Regions from separate parts of the Mus musculus genome. Here region 2 is linked to region 1. A link is a loop called in an ENCODE intact Hi-C map of the cell type or tissue named here. Cell type or tissue: heart. All regions are shown on one strand. Links, peaks and the distances in the headings refer to the core of each region. The heading gives the core; the rest is flanking DNA.

Region 1 (2,909 bases), core at 101-2,600:
CATTTTACAGGTGAGAAAAATGAGGCGGTGAGGGTAAATAGTTTTCTCCAGCATGGGTTACCTATTTGCATTGTCTGGATTCGCCTCTGTGACATCATGGCTCAACAGCTGTGCTTTCAATCCCCTTTCAGTGACCACCACATCAAGCCTTAAAAGAATGGAAGTCACTGCTGATGTAGCATGTGTCAGGATCTGCTTCTGCTCCCTGGCAGGGAGAGTAACCTCCATGTTCATGAGACAGGACATTGGTGTTTCCATGACTGTATCCCAGCAACTGGAAAATAAAGGGATGGGGTGGGGTGGGGCCCTTGGTAGCGACAGAATGACACGGTTCCTGCCCCTGGGACAAGGCTAGCAGGTATGGGCCTTCACAAGTGTCGATGGCTGCAGCAGATGGGAGGTTTGTTTGTATAATAATGTACATATTTTCACATTCCTCAGAGGAAAGTCCTCCCTGTTAACGTTAATGACTCCTTGATAATTGGAGACAGCTTGAGTCTGGGAGGCAAAGGTGTGGCTGATGCCTCAGCAAAATGGTACCTTCAGGACAGTTTGTCTCTGGGACCTTCAGGGCAACCCCTAAGGGTGTACAAAAGAACTCTAAGAACATGAGTTTAAAAATATGTAATGTCTCAACTATGCAAAAATATAAGGATGTAATATGCACTGTCTAAGGAACTTCACAGATCTATAGGAACAGAGGTAGCTGCTCTATGAGCCAGTTTGTCAGAAAGATACACAGGCAGATACAAATGCAGGCAGATTCCTGAGTTCAAGGTCATCCTGGAACAGTTCGAATTTAGGTCCAGGCTTGGTTGGAATGGTAATTCCAAGGCAGGGTCCTAGTCAAGTAGTAACTGAAGCAGGTAGATCTCTGAATTCTTTTGCAATGAGAAGAAGAAGAAGAAGAAGAAGAAGAAGAAGAAGAAGAAGAAGAAGAGGAGGAGGAGGAGGAGGAGGAGGAAGAGGAGGAGGAGGAGGAGGAGGAGGAGGAGGAGGAGGAAGAAGAAGAAGAAGAAGAAGAAGAAGAAGAAGAAGAAGAAGAAGAAGAAGAAGAAGAAGAAGAAGAAGAAAAGAAGAAAAGTAGTGCTTGCTGTCTCCTAAGAATCAAAGGGCTGGGTAACAGGATGCTTATTCATAAGACAATCAAAGGGGAACCTGGAATAAATAACTGAATTGATATGTAAATAAAAACCCAGACTTTTGGTCTGCATGAGCTAAACTAGCAGAAAGTGATAGCAGTTCTTTTTTAGAATTTTTCCCTAGCAAGATCTGAGCTATCTGAACATCTCTGGACAGTGAAAACAGCTCTTTAGGAATATTTTTCTATAAGAATTTTTCTGATTTTAGTCAGAAAATCCATGGAGAGTGAACACAGCTCTTTTAGAATGCTTTCTAGCATCCAAAGAAGGCTTCTGGAAGAGCAAACAACTTTAAGATTTTTTTTTCTGGCTTTCTGGTTTTGATCAGGAAACTGGAGAATTAGTTTTAGAATTTCTCTAACAGGATTTTTGACTCAGTCAAAAAATCCAAGAATTTTTTTATAGTGTAAGGGTCCATGATTCTCAGAAGAATGACACCCCGAACTCAAATAGTATGTAAATACAGAGTGTTTTATTCTGCAGAACTCTGCCATGCTGGGGTCTCCCATTACCAATCTAGAGAGACAATCAAGTGAGCTCACAGGCCTGAATTAAATAAAGCACATTAGGGAATTCCAGACTTTCATCTTACTCCATCTCTAGGGACATTCCATAACCCGGGCACCGGGGCTGTAAACTGTTGCTGAGCAAGTAGGTCAGAAAGTCTGGAAACTGCTGCTGACCCATTGCTCTTGCCTCAGGCAGGTAGCAGAGCAGCTGCTAAAGCCTGGGCTTGCCCAGTCCAGAATTGCCAATTTGAAGACTGTCATGGAGTCAGCAGAGCCTTCTCAATAGCTGGTTTTCTGACTTTGGTCAGAAGACCCATGAGCCATCCAGAGAGCTTTTAGAAGCAGAGAGAGTTTTAGAAGCAGAAAGCTGTATGTGTCAACCATAGTTTTCAGAATAGCAAGAGAAATCTGTCTAGAGCAGAGCAGGAAAGAGAGCATGTGGAAGAGAGAGAGTAAGAGAGACAGACAGACAGACAGACAGACAGAGAAGAGAGAAGAGCAGAGCAGAGCAGATCTGGAAAGCCACCTCAACAGAACATAAGCCACCAGCTTGGACCCACAATTTGACTTCGAGTCTTTTGTTTTCGCTGCTTCCAGACACCCCTTCCCTCAGGAACCCCTCTCTAGGCCGAGGCTGGTCCTTAACATAGGCATATGTATGTATGTGTGTGTGTGTGTGTGTCTGTGTACATGTGTACTCTCAAATTAATAAATGAAAAGAAAGATAAATGTATTTTTGATATAACACTGGAAAGGCTTTGTATTTATGCATCAACTGATGTTATTTTTCTAATTCTGTACTTTTTAAGACTTATTTTATTGCGTGTGTCTCTGGGTGTGCCAGCCTGTCTGTCTGTTTGTCTGAATGTATATGTATTTGCCTCTGGAGTCCAGGGGGGACATTGAGTCCCCTGGAACTTGAGTTTCGGGTGATTGTGAGCCACCTAATATGAGTGCTGGAAGCCAAACTGAAGTCGTTTGCAAGAGTAGCCAGTGCTCTTAACCACTGAGCCATCTCTCCAACCCCAAGATTCAATATTGTTTGAGAAATTTCTGTCACTTTTAAATTAGCTATGAGATAATTAAGAAAAAATGTTAAATCATTCCTAAATAATTTCTTTATGACTATGCCAATCTGAATTGAGGGCAAGATCTCTTTAACTTTTCAGATATCACAGTGTCACGGTATATCCAAAATACAACATAGTTCACAAAATGCTCCAAAACTGTTCCTGAAAACTAAGTTTGATTTATGTGT
Region 2 (2,909 bases), core at 159-2,658, 260 kb before region 1:
TTTGAAGAAAAAAAGTTATCCTAAAGCAGTATAAAACCAGCAAAGCTGTTTTTTTTAGGATTCTGAATTTCCCACAGGTATCATAAAGATAAAGTTGTATGGTCAGAAAACTGAGTTTTCTGTGTCTGTCCTCCTTTCCAGTTCATCCACTCATTACTGTTAGTGCTCGTGTGACGGATGTGTGCCTGACTGTGTTCGCCGTGGTAAATGTGTGGAAGTCAGAGCATGGCTTTTATGAACCAGTACTCTCCGGCCCCTCGTGGTAAGGCAGGCTCTCCTACCTCCGCCATGCTACAGCCTGCAAGCCACGTGGCCTAGGAGATTCCAGATGGTTCTTCTGTCTCCACCTCCGGGCTCGCTGCAGGAGTTACAGTTCTCTACATTTCTTTCAGTTGAGCAGGTGTGGCACAGGCAGGCTGGTTTCTTATTTCTTTTCTGTTCCTTTACTCCACAAAATGATGACTTCTTCCCAAATAACCATCGATTCTCCCTTCATGAGGGATTTAGCGATGCCTAAATGGGCAGGGAACTTGTGCACCCACTCTGCCTATTTATTAATATCAATACCTAAAGTCATAGATAAATGCCAGGGAGAAAGAAAAAAAATCCACCAAGGACAAAATCTAATAGTTCACATTCTCTGCTCCTTGGGCTCCTGCTATCCAAATTCTGTGGCTATTTTAAATTTCCTCCATGTATCAAATCTACAAGTCCTTGTTACAGATTTAGATGGTTATAGAAAGATATTGTAAGTATCTTCTAACATATGAAATATTATAATATGTTTTACGCAACTACTGAATTTATCTCCTTATGTTTTATTAGCAACCGACTTAGAAACTTTCAGTGAGTAGATTTGAAGTCATTGCAATCCTCACAGAGGCACAGGTCTGCCCCGGGGGCTCCCCACACAGTGTCAGCACAAACTATGATTCTGGCCAGGAAGGAAGGCCAAAGCTTTGGAGGAAGGAACCAAGGTCAGATTAGTTGAGAAATCAAGTTTGAATCTGTTAGGTCATTCCAAGTGAGACTCTCCATTAGGATTAGGTAGGGATCATCCAACATCAGGCCAGGCAGGTGAAAGCAGCAAGGGAGCTGAGGAAGTGGGGTGTAGGGAGCTGTGGAAGCGGGGTGTAGGGAGCTGTGGAAGTGGGGCATAGGGAACTGTGGAAGTGGGCTGTAGGGAGCTGTGGAAGTGGGGTGTAGGGAGCTGTGGAAGTGGGGTATAGGGAGCGGTGGAAGTGGGGTGTAGGGAGCTGTGGAAGTGGGGTGTAGGGAGCTGTAGAAGTGGGGTGTAGGGAGATGTGGAAGTGGGGTGTAGGGAGATGTGGAAGTGGGGTGTATAGAACTCTCTCTCTCATCAATCTTTGCTGATACTTTCAGTGAAAGAACTGAGAGAACCTTCAAAAAGGTTCCTTCCAGGGAGCATCCGCCATTAACTTGGATAGAAGACTCCCTCAAACAAAGCCGCACCAGAGACAGGTTCAGCACAGGCCTTTGGTAGGATCGACAGACAGGAAGGTGCAGTTTTCACGTTGGCATGGGCTGGCTCTGGGCTGCCAGTGCCCTGCAGCAAACTCGGACAGCCTGATGGGGCAGCAGAGGGCACTGAAGTCTGTGGAATTACAGAAACCAATGGCCACGCATTTGGGACAATTCTTATGAGGTAACTGAAGGTGAAAATCCTTCAGTTAGGCAGGAAGCAGGAGAATGGGGTGGGAGCCTTTAAGCCCTACTTCAGATTCCTGCATAGAATCTCAATTGGATCACTGCCTCTTCTCAAGGATCGCACCCCACCCAGGAAACATTGGTAATCACAGTTTCCCAGAAGCACAGGGTCAGAAGGGGTGATCAGTGTGAAGGTGCTGTCGGGGTGAAGCTCCAAGGATGCTTACCATTTGAAAGGAGTGTGAAAAACCGTATTTACATATAAATGAAAATGGAAAGTTCTTATAGGTTATGTTTCTGGAAGGTGTGTGTAGCAGGCCTGGTGTCTGGGATCTATTGTTTATTTGTGTTGTAAATCCTTTGAAATGTGTTAAAATGCTTCCCACTCATTATAAAGCTCCTGCCACCCCGGATTACGACTTTGATGTCACCAATCCTCCTTCAAAGGGTTCTTTGCAGGCTATTAATCACAGTTTAGCCTCTGAAGATATCACCAGAGAAAACATTTGGACATCTCTGTGCTAGACTCATGAAAACTTTGAAATCTTGGGCATCTTGCATAAGCACACGTCGCAGCCTTTCCTTTCATTGACAAGTCTGCCTTCTGTTGCACAAAATAGCTCCGGAAGTAAAAATGCAAACAAATATCTTCACACACTGGAGTTGGTGAAGAAAGGGTGGAGGGTAGATCAGGAAGGAAAGAGAGAGCCTGAGAGGCTCCTCAAAGGTAAGCCACAGGAAAGCATGTGCGTGGCCAGCCACAGGAACGTGTGCGCGTGGCCCAGAGCTGGCCCATGTCTGTTCACGCTTGCTTTTTACTAATGGATGCTCACAGAGCTGGTGGGAAGATCTCTTCTCTCACCTTTGATGCTGATGCTGTGCTTTAAGTCCTACATGAGTTGTTCACAGTAAATGATAATAATGTGTCTGATGGTCACTTGTCCACATGGATGGGAGCAGAAGCCTTTCAGATTTCAGATTTTCAAAATCTTAGATTTTGATTTGAGAATATTTGCATCTGCATAATGAGCTGTCTGGGAGATGTAACCAAGTCTAAACACAAGATTTAGGTTCCACATATATGTGTTAAAGTCCCTGGAGGCAATTTCTACCATATGCATATATGTGTATAGTATTAGTATGTATATACACATAAATTTATGATCTAGGTTATATACATATATAGACACATTTATGTGTATATATGTTACACATATACACACATGTGTATGTATACATCT

What was found. A loop is a pair of places that touch in the nucleus more often than their neighbours do. Peaks named below come from ENCODE experiments on the same cell type or tissue, not always from the same donor. Only the 100,000 strongest peaks of a DNase experiment are listed, where the experiment ranks them.
Region 2: it touches region 1 in a loop (2.9-fold over the local background); 5 of 42 quality-filtered maps call a loop at or near these places.

The regions. Positions count from the first base shown.
Region 1 is chr2:70,541,093-70,544,001 of GRCm38, forward strand. All of the region lies in intron 1 of Gad1os (glutamate decarboxylase 1, opposite strand), which reads right to left. Among named protein-coding and RNA genes, the nearest start is that of Gad1, 20 kb to the right of the region's middle. In heart, for the core only: no CTCF peak of the experiment used is centred there; no DNase peak of the experiment used is centred there; H3K27me3 peaks cover 237 bases.
Region 2 is chr2:70,277,029-70,279,937 of GRCm38, forward strand. The region is part of intron 23 of Myo3b (myosin IIIB); the gene reads left to right. Among named protein-coding and RNA genes, the nearest start is that of Sp5, 200 kb to the right of the region's middle. In heart, for the core only: a CTCF peak has its summit at 1,597 (motif pointing right); no DNase peak of the experiment used is centred there; H3K27me3 peaks cover 1,710 bases.